Regions from separate parts of the Homo sapiens genome. Here region 2 is linked to region 1. A link is a contact called in ENCODE Hi-C or POLR2A ChIA-PET data. All regions are on one chromosome and are shown on one strand. Each heading gives the region's core, a stretch centred on a gene start or an enhancer-like site at or near the end of the contact. The rest is flanking DNA. Distances are from core to core; before and after follow the strand shown.

What was found. A loop is a pair of places that touch in the nucleus more often than their neighbours do. ChIA-PET counts read pairs that join two places held with the same protein, here RNA polymerase II (POLR2A). Pooled maps may share reads with other maps.
Region 2: a map of endothelial cell of umbilical vein shows a loop between it and region 1 (6-fold over the local background). The contact joins two enhancer-like sites. A Hi-C loop is called at or near these places in 5 of 168 maps with a recorded cell type or tissue (CD14-positive monocyte, HCT116, endothelial cell of umbilical vein and 2 more) and 4 of 50 pooled maps. POLR2A ChIA-PET finds 5 or more read pairs at or near these places in 3 of 52 experiments (BJ, activated T-cell and endothelial cell of umbilical vein).

Annotation. Positions count from the first base shown.
Region 1 is chr16:12,402,496-12,409,161 of GRCh38, forward strand. SNX29 (sorting nexin 29) reads left to right here. Exons shown (of 21, transcript NM_032167.5): 18 at 953-1,034. Among named protein-coding and RNA genes, the nearest start is that of SNX29-AS2, 33 kb to the left of the region's middle. RefSeq lists enhancers at 2,921-3,020, 4,547-4,676. Within about 2 kb of position 4,981, at least 3 of the 41 ENCODE cell types and tissues checked have a DNase peak (open chromatin) inside an H3K27ac peak, as active enhancers do.
Region 2 is chr16:12,336,778-12,343,620 of GRCh38, forward strand. The region is part of intron 15 of SNX29 (sorting nexin 29); the gene reads left to right. Among named protein-coding and RNA genes, the nearest start is that of SNX29-AS2, 32 kb to the right of the region's middle. RefSeq lists an enhancer at 4,545-5,744. Within about 2 kb of position 4,839, at least 2 of the 41 ENCODE cell types and tissues checked have a DNase peak (open chromatin) inside an H3K27ac peak, as active enhancers do.

The DNA of each region.
Region 1 (6,666 bases), core at 3,731-6,230:
CAGCACCGTTTTGATAATTATTACAATTGATCTTGAAGTTTCAGGGACAGTCAGCTTATTCGCTCTGTGTAATTTGGATCCAGCCGGGTACAAATGTGACAGTGACTTACGAGTTAAGTTTAAAGTCATCACAGAAGACAAAACAATCACATAACCAAAATATCTGTTAAACATGCCTCACCTGGCCCACGCGAGGTGAGAAATAAATGATTTGACCATAGGTAAAAGCATGGAGCTGTGCGTGGTAGGTGCTCAGTAAATTATTTTGCATTTGAATTTAAACCTTGGTGTATTGGACCCATATACACAGTGTTTTTGGAAAAGCTGAAAGAGAGGTATTTGTACCCATCAGCCTGGTTTTCTAACTTGTCATTTTCTCTGGTCCCTCCCTCCTCCCATCCTAAACAGCTGTCACCCTTGTTGCCATGAGTGTTGGTCTCCTGAGCTCGTTTGTGGAGTCTGATCTTAAAATGGGCTCAGGGTCAGGGTCTAAAGTCAGCTCAGTGAGGAGGCAGCGTGACTGCTGGGTGCTCCAGAAACGCTGGGCATTGCTGTGTGTGACCTCCTGTGATCGCGTCCTTGGGGCTTCCGGTTATTATCTTCATTTTCAGATGTGGAGACTGAGGTTCAGATACATTATGGGCCAGATCACTCCATAAGAACTGAAGGGAGCTCTTTCACATTCCGGAGTACAGATTGTGTGTGTATGTGTGTGTGTGTGTGTGTGTGTGTGTGTGTGTGTGTGTGTGTGTGTGTGTGTAGAGAGAGACAGACTGAGTGATGACTTAAACTTGTCCTTTAGCTTGCCATCAGGTGTGATGTAAGTTGTCATAAATTGCTTGTGCATAATACCTCTTGGAGTAGAAAATTGTCTCCTTTCCTCTTTTTTATTTTTTATTTTTTTGTAAGTTAAAATGTCTAATGTTGGTCTCTCTCTCTTCCTTTTGGTTAGATCAAACCGGGCGCTGATCAACGTCTGGATCCCCTCAGTGTTTCTCCGGGGCAAAGCAGCAAATGCATTCCACGTGTATCAGGTGAGTGCCTGGTTTTCAGGTGGACATCACAGCTGGGTGGAAAAACGCCCATTTGTCATGCTGTGGTGCTTTTTGCCTCTTGGTGGTGGGGCGCTATGATTAGGAGGCTATGGCCTTCCAGACACCCACATCTTAACTGCCCAGAGGCCTTGCCGAAGAAGTCTGTGGCTTTCAGTTGGGCAGGGGGATACGGTGGGCCTCTTCGTGCCAGTCAGGCTCTTAGTGTGGCTGCTGTGGAATCTCAGCTCAGACTGCATGAGCAGAAACGGAGATGTGTGTTTGCTTGTTTTGCATCTGAAAAGTCCAGTGGTAGGTCGGGCCTTGGGCATGGCTGGACCTGCCATCAGGAACCTGCTGCCATATCCTGTGTCTGCTGCTTGGTGACCCTCTCAGGCCAGCTGTCCGTGGGTTGACAGGATGACCCCAGCAGCGCCAGGTTCTCAGCCTGGAAGGGCGGGTCTCACTGGTGTGTCCTGGATCTTGAGCCTCTTCCTACACCTTGGGGTTGGGTGACGGACTCTGTGACTGGCCTGATTCAGCTCATGTGACCACCACTGTCGCCAGGGTGGGTGTTTACCTCACCTGACCACATGTCTGAGAGTGGGGAAAGGAGATTCCCCAAATGAGAGCCAGAGAATTCTTTCCAAAAGAAGGGGCAATGGATACTGGACAAGCGGGACCTGTAGACATCGCCTCTGCTTCCTTGGGGTACGGATAGCCGCACCCAGGTGGGCATTGAGTGTCTGGGGCAGCGAAATGTGTGTCTGCTTAGGAGGTGATTTTACCCAATCAAGGGGACTCCAGTTCTCCGTCTCCTCTCTGATTTTCTGAAGCCTCTTTTAGCCCTGCCCACAGCTCGTCTGCATGTCTGTCTTCCTTCTCCTCCTCTCTCTTACCACGGACTCTGATTTCCAGGCTTTGGTGTGCCCTTGTTCTGGGACTGCTTTGTTCTCAGTGCTGAGCCCCAGCTGCTTCCTGCTTCTCCTGTCTGCTTGTGCTAAAATAATTGTCGTTAGGTTTTGTTTTATTCCCCATGAGCTCTCTGCAAACCCTTGGATTTTGTTGCCATTTTTCTTAGTGAGAAATTGACTTATTGAAGAAATTTTCTTGTCTATTAAGATATTTTTCCCCAAAGAGTGGGGTGTTGAAGAAAGGACACTGAACTTGAAAGCGGAATCCCTGGTTTAAATCCTGTGACCTTAGATGAGTCTTAGTTTCTTCAGCTGTAAAATGGAGACAGTAATCTATCTTGTAAAACTGTTTTGAGATTAGAAATACCTGGCCTGCAGTAGACACTCTATTCATTTCTCACCTTCCCAAATGACCGCTGTGCTTGGTCTCAGGTCTAAGCATAATATGCACATCTTACTGGAAATCTTAGGGACAGATGAGCTAGACTTTGGCATGAGAAGTTTGTTTTAGTTTGACACCTTCAGCTGGGCAACAGTCATAGGAGAATCTTGAGTGTTCATGTTGTTCCCAGCTCCGGTTTAAAGGGAGAATTAGATATTATGGATTTTCAAAAATCCTCTTCTCTTTGTTTCTCCTTTTGTCCCCCACAAACCCAACTTTCTTATTTGACCCTTCAAGTTCTGCATTGTGGTCATCAGAGAGCTGGAAGGTGCAGCCTGGAGGATGAAAAAAGTACAGCAGACAGCTCTATTTTAGAGCAAAATTAAAACATGTTATCACTTGAGAGGTTTCCTTGACCTTTCAGTTTTGACTTTTCCCCCTGTTTACCCCATGAAGCAACTTGGCAATTTTTAGCTCCTGAAAGCTATGAATTGAGACGGACCTTAGCAAATATGCCGTTGCCTGGGAGATTGTTTCCACAGTGGCCACTGTGGCAGTGAAGCCACTCTCTCCCCGTCCTTTACGGTGTGAAGCTCTCATGGGTTCAGCCCTGCTTCCAGCCAGCCTCAGGCCTGGCCGCTCTGCATCGCTGGGAGCAACTTCACTCCACGCCTTTGGCCTTCTGCAGCCTTCCTGATGCTGGGGTGTGTGAAGTGGTGTCTCTTGCATGCAATTATTTTTCTCTTTTTAGCAAATGATGCTTCTGATTGGTGCCTGCAGAGCAAAATCAGAGCATGTGTTTGGAAGCATTTTAGAAATCCTTTATTGCCATGTTTTTACTTTATATAAATGATATTGCATAGAAGGTGACTCATTTAAAATACTGGTACTGTTGAAGAGTACTTATTTTAGAATTAAAAAAGTATGCTGGCCAAGCATGGTGGCTCACGCCTGTAATCCCAGCACTTTGGGAGGCTGAGGCGGGTGGATCGCCTGAGATCAGTAGTTTGAGACCAGCCTGGCCAACATAGTGAAACCCCATCTCTACTAAAAATACAAATTAGCCAGGCGTGGTGGTGGGCGCCTGTAATCCCAGCTACTTGGGAGGCTGAGGCAGGAGAACGGCTTGAACCCAGGAGGCAGAGATTGCAGTGAGCCGAGATCGCACCATTGCACTCCAGACTGGGTGACAAGAATGAGACTCTGCCTCAAAAAAAGAAAACAAGTATGCTATTTAATTCCACAAAAGATTTGACATAATTTCTAGAGAAACGTCTAAAAAAGAATGATAAAAGAGAGGTTAAAAAAAATACATCAGGGTCAATGAAAATGTAAACTAAGGGTTTAAAAGGAAAAAGCGGAAAGCATATATATGTGTCATGAGATTCTACACAGTTGCACTCATTGATTTATGAATTTCCTGTGGGCTTCCTGGCAGCCATTGTGAAAGGGAAATGTGGTTATTTGGATAATTCTGTTGCTAATGATAAGAAAATATGTTAATTCTTTAAAAGAAGCTGTAAAAGAAATTTCCACACAGGATTTGAGATTAAACAATAAAAAAGGATAGAGTAGACAATCCCCATCTACATTCCCGTGACAGCCACTGTCTGGTTTTCTTAAGATTTCCCTTGAAGGAAACCAAGGGCATAACCCCAAAGTGAACATAAATTCGACTGGAGAGCCAAGACATGTAGCTTTCTCAGGAGAGCGGTGCTCCCTGGTACTGGAGCTGCGCTGTCTGTACCAGAGCTCCTAGCCATGTGTGGCTCTTGAGATTTATATTAATTAAAATGAGATTTATATCAATTAAAATGGCTCATGCCTATAATCCCAGCACTTTGGGAGGCCGAGATGGGTGGATCACTTGAGGTCAGGAGTTCAAGACCATCCTGGCCAACATGGTGAAACCCCATCTCTACTAAAAATACAAAAATTAGCTGAGCGTTGCTGTTGCATGCCTGTAATCCCAGCTACTTGGGAGGCTGAGACAGGACAATCGCTTGAACCTGGGAGGCAGAGGTTGCAGTGAGCTGAGATCGCGCCACTACACTCAAGCCTGGGCGACAGAGCGAGACTCTGTCTCAAAAAGAAAGAAAGAAAATGAAAGATTCGGCTCCTCAGTTGCACCACATTTCACATGCTGAGCAGCCAGACGTGGCTGATGGCTCCTGTTCTGGACAGCACAGATCTGGAACATTTACCCCACACACAGAGGTCTGCAGGGCGGCTGCCTTGGAACAAGCTCTCCTAGCGTGTGGGATGGCAAGATGGTGGTGTATGTGCCAAGTCAGGATTTAGAAGGACCACACTGGCCATGAAAGGCCACATCCTGCGGGGAGAAGGGCCCCCGCTTTTTCAGCCCTTCATGGCTTCCAGCTCCTTGGAAGAGGAAGTCTCTGTGTCACTCTCTTACCTCTCATGTCCCTCTGATCTTTCTTAGGAAAAACAGCAAGGCTGGGGTCATTGCCTTTGGCAGGTGACAAGCTTAAGGTTAATTAGATTGTTTTTTTTTTTTCTGTATTCATTTTTACATTTGCCTCCTAGTTATGTCACAGAATTCTATTTTTCCATTTACCATGGTGATGTACAGTCCCCCTTTAAAATATATTTTAGGTAAAAAGGAAATGAGTCAGCTTAAAGAAAGCTACTAAATAAACAATCGTGAAAACAGTCCAAAGTTTAGCATGATGCTCTATGAATGATTGATATTTGGGTAGCACTATAAAGGAACAGATAGACTGTGATTAACAAATACCAGTATAATAATTAGTAGCCACCTCTCACTGGTTTGTGTGTTGTGTAATAGCTCATTCAATCCTTGTAGCCATCCTGTGGGGTAAGAAACTCTTACCCCATTTTATAGGTGAAGAATCAAAGGCACAGAGAAGCATCTCATTTACTGACATGTTTTTCAGCCCCCAAAGCAGTCTCTGACAAGGTCCTGGTCTTTAGAGATTCTGTGTTACTGAAGGAGGGCTGAATCAAGCTCTTTAAAAATCCTAAAAGCAGCTGTGCATGATGGCATGTGCCTGTAGTCCCAGCAGCTCCAGAGGCTGAGATAGGAGAATTGCTTGAGCCCAGCAGTTTGAGCCTGCAGGGAGCTACGATTGCATCTGTGAATAGCCCCTGTATTTCAGCCTACGCAACACAGTGAGACCCTGTCTCTCCAAAAGAATGTAAAAATTAACTGGGCATGGTGGTGCATACTTACAGTCCCAGCTACTGGGGAGGCTGAGGCAGGAGGATTGCCTGAGCCCAGGAGTTTGAGATTGCACTGAGCTGTTATAATGCCACTGCCACTCCGGCCTGGGTGGCAGAGCAGGACCCTTCTCAAAAAAACAAACAAACAAACAAAAAAAAAACTAGAAGCAGCTGGGACAGTCACCCTCATTCCAAAAGGCAAGGCCCAGCTCAACGAAGATCTCACCTGCATGGGCAGCCACCTACACCCCTGAGATGGTAGGCTAAGGGCAGGCCTGCAGCCAAGCCAGGACTTTTCCATAGGACCTCTCTGGGTCCACTGTGGTGCACACATTATCCAGCAAGCCCTCCACATCCAAGAGCCAGGCTGAGATGGTTTGCTTTGGAAAGTTGTCAGAGCAGTTGCTGGTCCACAATAACTTCTGTGGCCGTCCAGTATCTCAGGACATCTTGTTTGAGCAATGTCAGGGTCCCAGAACCTGCCTCGGGGTGGCTGCTTGAAAAAGTCCTCCGGCCAGGTGCAGTGGCCCATGCCTGTAATCCCAGCACTTTGGGAAGCCAAGGCGGGTGGATCACCTGAGGTCAGGAGTTCAAGACCAGCCTGGTCAACATGGTGAAACCCCATCTCTACTAAAAATACAAAAATTAGCTGGGCATGGTGGCACACGCTGTAATCCCAGCCACTCGAGAGGCTGAGGCAGGAGACTCACTTAAACCTGGGAGGCGGAGGTTGCAGTGAGCCAAGATTGCGCCATTGCACTCCAGCCTGGGGGACAGGAACAAAACTTCTAAAGGAAATAAAATGTCATCCTACATGCCAAAGAAATTAAGGTAATTCCCCTGCTATGTGCAGTCACAGAGCCCCCACTACTTCTATTGTGGAAAAATCTGGAATTATATTTGGCACAGAGGATTCTAGCAAGAAGTGCTGTGCATTGCCAAGGTTGAATGCAAATTATTGCAAAAAGTTTGTGTTCCTGTGTCCTGAGAGGGAGCTGAGGTGTGTTATGCCACTGAAAATAAGAAATGGCGGCATTTGACTACTTTTCAGGACAAAGTAATATCTGGAGAGTTCCTGATTTTAAGTTTTTCATCCGTGAGTACTTCTTACACGGTAGGCTGTGCTGATGCGTGG
Region 2 (6,843 bases), core at 3,589-6,088, 66 kb before region 1:
CTACTAAAATTGAAAAAAATTAGCCAGGTGTGGTGATGTGTACCTGTAATCCCAGCTACGCAGAAGGCTAATATGGGAGGATCACTTGAGTCCAGGAAGTTGTGGCTGCAGTGAGCTATGATGGTGCCACCATACTCCAGCTTGGGCAACAAAGTAAGACCCTGTCTCAAAAACAAACAAACAAACAAAAAACAGACACCACAAGAAGCCTTGGAAGGCAGAGGGACTGGGCATCATTGAGCACCAGAGTTGGCCAGGCCTGGGAGATGTTTTCTCAGTTTGATCTTAACCATCTTGGGCAGCAGGTAGTGCTAAACTCTTTTACAGACAAGGAACTGAGTTTGCATAAAGCATGTCACCTTCTGAAGGCCACCCAGCTGGCAGGTGATGGGGCTGGGAGGCAGCAGTAGGTTTGTCTTCCCTCCAGAGGTTCCTTTTATGTCACACTGTCTCCACAGTTGCTGGAGATAGGTATATTAATTTTTTTTTTTTACTTAGCTATATTGAGGTATAAATGGTAACGGGAAATTATGTGGATTTAAGGTATGCAATGCGATGGGTGTTTTGTTGTTGTTGTTGTTCAAGACAGGGTCTTGCTGTGCTACCCAGGCTGGAGTGCAGTGGTGCGATCTCGGTTCACCACAGCCTCGACCTCCTGGGCTCAAGTGATCCTCCCACCTCAGCTTCCCCAGTAGCTGGGACTACAGGCACGTACCATCATGCCCGGCTAACTTTTATATTTTCTGTAGAGACGAGGTTTTGCCATATTGTCCAGGCTGGTCCTAAACTCCTGGGTTCAAGCGATCCTCCCACCTCGGCCTGCGAAAGTGCTAGGATTACAGGTGTGAGCCACTTCACCTAGTCACATATCTCACTTTGAAGAAGAATACTTGCAAACATGTGACCCATTTGCCCCAGATTTTATGGACGAAGGGAAGGATTGTCATTCAGTGACGGTGATGGCGTGGTTTCCCTGGCCGAGTGAGGACAATGGCCTCATGGAGAAACCCTGAGATTTTGCTGCCATTGTCAGCATCTTCCCTCATCATCTCAAGTCTGGGACAGTCCTCTTTATGTCCTGGGTATAAAAGCTCCGAAGAAGAAAACAGGTTGCAAGTGGAAGTTTCTGCAGCCGAGGAACGGTCGGGTGACACTTCCATGGCCCTCTCACAGCCGCTTCACCTTGAAAGTGCTGCGGTCTTTGGGTTGAATCCAGGTTCTCTTCACAGCGACTGCCAGAGGAGCCGAGGAAGCACCTGCATTTGGAGCTATTCAGTGCATCCTGGAACCGGTGTTTGGCTTATTTTCTTAGCATAAGTAGATTTCTACCTAATGGGTCATCAGTGTTTTCTGGGGCTGAGTCATTAGGGAGGTGGGAGGCGGATCAATTGTTTAGACCAGACATCGCCTCTGCAGTTTGCCGAAACCACGGCTTTTGTTTTCTTTGAAAAGGAAAATGTTGGAGTCCAGTAGACTTTCTTAAGCAGTGTGGAGGCAACTCATGAGCCGTGGGGTTGGGCGAGGAAGGGAAGTACACTCTGTTCAGAACCCTGGGGATGTTCAGAACCCTGGGGGTAAATAAGGAAGCTCATCGGGGATCAGACCAGCAGAGGGACTGCCTTCCTTGGCTGCCTTCCCCCCGGGAGGTATTCCCGGGAACAAGGAAGCTCATCCCCTCTTAGGTTCTCACCGTGCATCAGGCGTTGTGCACAGGTTCCCACAAGGGGTGTCACGTTCTCCTCACAGCTTCAGGAAATCTGTATCATTAAAGTTTCCACTTGTAGATGAGAAAACTGAGTCTCAGAAAGGCTGTGTAATTTGTGTGAGGTCACACAGCAGCATTCACACCAGGTCTCCCAGAACACACAGCCCATACTATATCCCCATAGGCAAATCAGAAATGGCTAGCTTGATAAGGGACATCATCCTTGACCTGTTGCCTTCCTGGGTGGCAGGGGCCTGGGAGATGAGACTCTATGGAATCTCTCCCTGCAGACCCCTACCCCATCCCCACCCCCAGACCCACCTTCCATGTGGGAGGCGCTTGTGGAATATTTATTGATTGAAAGAGGTTGAAAGAAACATGTTTAACAACATATGGCCCAAAATCATAACAGTGTTTCCAGATGGAGGATTCATGATGCTGCCCTGCAGCTTAGAGTCCCCCAGATTAGGAGTGTCACATGGAGGGAGAGGTTAAACTTGTTCCACCTGTGGCCGTCATGGGCTGTCCTAGGACTACACACAGACAACTTTGAATTCAGTGGAAAGAGACCTGCGCCATCATGACTGTTTCATAATAAGTGGCAGCCGGGCATGGTGGCTCACACCTGTAATTCCAGCATTTTGGGAGGCTGAGGCAGGTGGATCACCTGAGGTCAGGAGTTCAAGACCAGCCTGGCCAACATGGTGAAACCCCGTCTCTACTAAAAATATAAAAACAATTAGCCAGGCGTGGTGGCGCATGCCTGTAATCCCAGCTACTTGTGTGGCTGAGGCAGAAGAATCTCTTGAACCTGGGAGGCAGAGGTTGTGGTAACCTGAGATCGTGCCATTGCACTCCAGCCTGGGCGACAGAGTGAGATTCTGTCTCAAAAAAAAAAAAAAAAAAAAAAAAGATTATGGGTAGTGAGTTTCTTGTGAGTGGAGGTGTTGAAGCAGAAACTGGGCAGTTACTTGGTGGCTCTGTGAGTCAGGACTCTAATCCAAATGACAGAAAACTCAAACTGGGCTTAACAAGAAATGAAGCTTTTTGAGTGATGAAAACTGGACATCCAAGGATTGGTGTAACCTTTGGCAGGGTTGCATCCAGAGGTCAGATGAGCAAATGTGGATGTTCTCTTCCTGCTGTTGCTCTCTGCTTTCTTTTTTGTGGTCTTCATTCTTAGGAAGGCTTTCTCTATATGTGATGGATCCTAGCAGCTCCAAGCTTATGTCCTATGAGCTTAGCAATTCTTGTCATGAAGAGAGGGTTTCTCTCCCAGTAGCTCTAACAAGATTCTTGGAATTGACTCTTATTGGCCTGACTTGAGTCTTCTGCCATCCCTGAACCAGTCACTGTGGCTAAAGGATGAAATACACTCATTGGCAGGGCCAGGGCACGTGGCCAACAGTCAGTGGGGGCGTTTGGTCAGCTTCCCCAGATCACTAGGAAGAGAGGTGGTTTCTTAAGAAAAAGCAGGATTCCATTAGCCAAAAAAGAGGGGAATTCATCTTGGGCAGAGAGAAAAAGAGAGATGTTCACCATGAGGGTCACTGAAAAAGGGTCTTTTAGCATCAAATGAGGAATTGGAGACGATCACTTTTTAGATTTAAATCCAAGACATAATGATCAGGTTTAGTTTCTTAGCCAAAAATTGTTTTCTTTTTCATCTTTGTTTTCATCATCGTCATCTTCTCCATCCTCCTCCCCTTCTTCTCCTTCCCTGGAGAAACTAACTAGAATGGAATGCAGCTGTAGAAATCCTGGTTAATTTCTCAGATGCAGAATCTGGTCTCTGCAAAGGAAGGAGAATTTCTATTGAAGCCCAACCTTTTGTTTGAAGTCCTATTCTCTGTAACGGGGCATAAAGACAATGTTCCTCAGTCAGTAAGCATTCCTAACCTTGAGCTCTAGGATGTAAGCTCAGAGGAGGAAGGAGCTTTTATCTGTTTGTTCCCTGTTGTATCCCCAGTGTCTAGACAGTGCTTGGCATGTAATAGTAAGGATGGATGGATGTGGGAGACAGAATGGGAAGAGCATGGTTTTGCATTGAACAGATTTGTGTTTGGAGTTCTGGAAACGTTGGTCTGTGAGTCATCTGGAGCAGAGTGACCACTTGGGGGCAGTGTGAGGTTATTATCAGTAACTTGCACCTGGTGGCCAGGTAGACAAGAGGCTAGAACTGCGAGAACAGTCGGGAGGGACCAGAAGGGACGATCTCCCCTGTCTCTCTTTCACAACCCCGGCAGCAAACATCTCTAAGAGTCTGATTAGGTCACCCGGAGCATGTGGTATCTTGGGCATTGAAGCATCTTTGTGGGTTCTTGAAGGTCTGAGATCCTCCAGTGGAGAGTGTTCCTCAGTGTCCCGCTTTATAGCCTTTTACGTGGAGTCTTTGCCTTCCATCCACTAAAGGGGCCCCTATCCTTTGTCTGTCACCACTGGCATCTTTCCTCTATTTACTTCACCATGAGGTTATGAGAACTCATCCTACAGTCTCTTCTAAGCCCCTATTTCCTTACCTGTAGAATGGGCATAATGCCTTGAAGAGACGTGATGATTACAGTGAAGGAATATTGATAAAGGACCAAGAAGAGTGTCTGGCCTGTGGAACGCATCCAACCTATGGTTACTATTATTATTGGAGCCCAAGGAGAGATTTGAATTGTATTTGGGGCTTTCACAGACAAACTCATTAGAAAGTACTGCCTGGGCCCATATAGCAGACAGAATACAAGTCTTGTGATGGATAGACCTGGGTTCAAATTCTGACTTCACCACTTGTGATTTGTATGACCTTGAACAAATGATTTAATGTGTCTGAGACCAGTTTCTTCTTGGGTAAAAGGATATCATGATACCTACTTCCTGTGGCTGTTGCAAAGCTGCCTTTAACAAATGTCTTTGGCCTCTGTGCCTTTCCTCAGACTTTCAGGCCCATTGTGAGAGAGCTAGGAAGATACAGGGTTGTCAAGTTGACACATGTCAGAATAGGATTGGTTCTGCCACAGTAACAAATGATCCTCAATCTCGGTCTTTAACAAAATAAAAGCTTATTTCCTGTTCGTATGTGTCCAACATGGGTTGCCCAAGGGCAACAGTGGGACTGTTCTGCTCCACATAATGACTCAGAAATCTAGGTGGACAGAGGCTCCCATCTTGTGGCCACACCATGGCTTTCTCACTTAGTGTTACAGGGAAGGGATGGTGCAGGGTCACACGCCAGCAGTCCTATGCTATGACTCAGAAGAAACATTTGTCACTTCCACCTGGAACTCGTTGGCCCTAAGTCAGAAGCTTGTGCCCTGTTGTGCAGAGGGGGCTGGGAAGCTTGGGGAGCAGGTAGGGTGCATGGTGAGCACCAGTATCTCTGCCACAAGGACCCACTTGTTGTCTTCATGACATTCCCATTGTAGGGATTAGAGCAGCTGTGGGCTAGTGACTCCGTAGCTGCCAGGTCATTTCCAGCACAGTGCTTCGTGCCAGGAAGTAAAGAAATTTAGGCTTGAGACCCCAGCTTCATAGATGCTGCTGAGAACGTGAACTCTTTTACCTCTCCCAGATTCTGGGAGGTAGATGTGGTCTTGTAATGCTGACTGTTGAATAGAAAACAGAAGAAGATCACATTTGATGAGCCACTCTGTTGGGGGTGGCCTAGGCAGGGAAGCATTGTGATACTTTTGCACTTACCTTCACTGCGTATATCATGGGGATATGAGTCACCCAGAGAAAAAGTTTTATTGCCTGTTGCCCTCTGCAAGGGAAGAAAAGTCACAGATGTCTGCTGCATGCCTCCTGAGGGCAAGAGTGTATGCTTGGCATTTTAACATACAAGATCTCGGTCATATCTTCAGTGTCCCATGGAGAGAAGAGATTACAGTCTCCATGTTGCTGATGAAACCATGAGGCTTAGGGGTGTTCAGAGCTGTGTAGAAACAATGGCTGCCCCGTTCATGGGACACAGCCAGTGAAGTGTGGTCCCAGATTCAAGCCCTTAAATTCCATGTTGTTGTTTTAAACTATACCATCTCGTCTTTCCATTGTAATGTCTGTGGGGCTTAAGGAAGTTGTAGGGATGTGCCCAGTTCTGTGTGTCAATCAAAGCTGTAAGAATCAGAATCTTGTGTCTTTTACGAAGCTTGAGTTGTATATTGGCTCATTTAGTCCTCATAACAACGCTATCATGTAAGAGCTCCTATGGCCACCATTTTTCAGATGCAGAAACTGAGGTCCAGAGAGGTTGAATGATTTACCCAAGGTCACCCAGCAAGTTACTGGCAGACTGGGACAGAATCCTGGCCGTCCAGCTCCAAGTTCATCCCCCAGACCAGTACCCCACAGTGCTCGCTCACATTTGAGCACAGTCTTCCCTCTGTCCAGGTGCTGGTGTTCATGAATTACTGCTTGGCACAAATGAATGGCTGCATACCCCTTCCTGGGAGGAGCAAGCCAGCCTTTACCTGAAGGAGGCTCTTGGCAGCTTTACGGGAGTGCTGTTGGGTGTGAGAAAGAGACTCTCAAAGGAAAACAACATTTTGATGCTCATAAAATTTAATGTTCTTTCATTTACTGTCTTTCTCTTGAAACTTGGACATAATTTATTGAGCCCGTGGTTGAAATATTCAGGAGGTCTCTGTGTGCTACTTCGAAGGGAATATGATTAAAAACGCACACCAGCCTCCACTGATTTCTCAAGACATGAGAACACGACAAAGAGCCACATAATTTCAGAATTCACATCTTTATGTGAAAGCCTGTGCTTTCCAGCACCTTGCAGAATGAATGGAAAAGCAGCACTTCAGGGTGAAATGTTTTCCAGAAAACTTCTGACTTGGTGTGCTAGTGTTAGCTTCACGGTACTAAATAACTTCTGTGTCCAGCAACCTATTCTCGGAGATAAAGAGAAGCTGCCCCAGGCCCTGTGCCAGGCTGGCTGCTCTGAAGTCACATCTTAACCATGTTTAAAATCCTGCTCGATACGATGGAGCCCCACTTTATAGCCGAGGAAATGGGAGCAGATGAATGATGGGGCTTGGGTGTGAACCTGTTCTCATGCCTCCTGCCAGCTGACCTCTTCCTGCCTTTGGCCTCAGCTTAGTATCACAAGCCCTAGGACGGGTAGCTGCCTCCCCTTCCTGTTC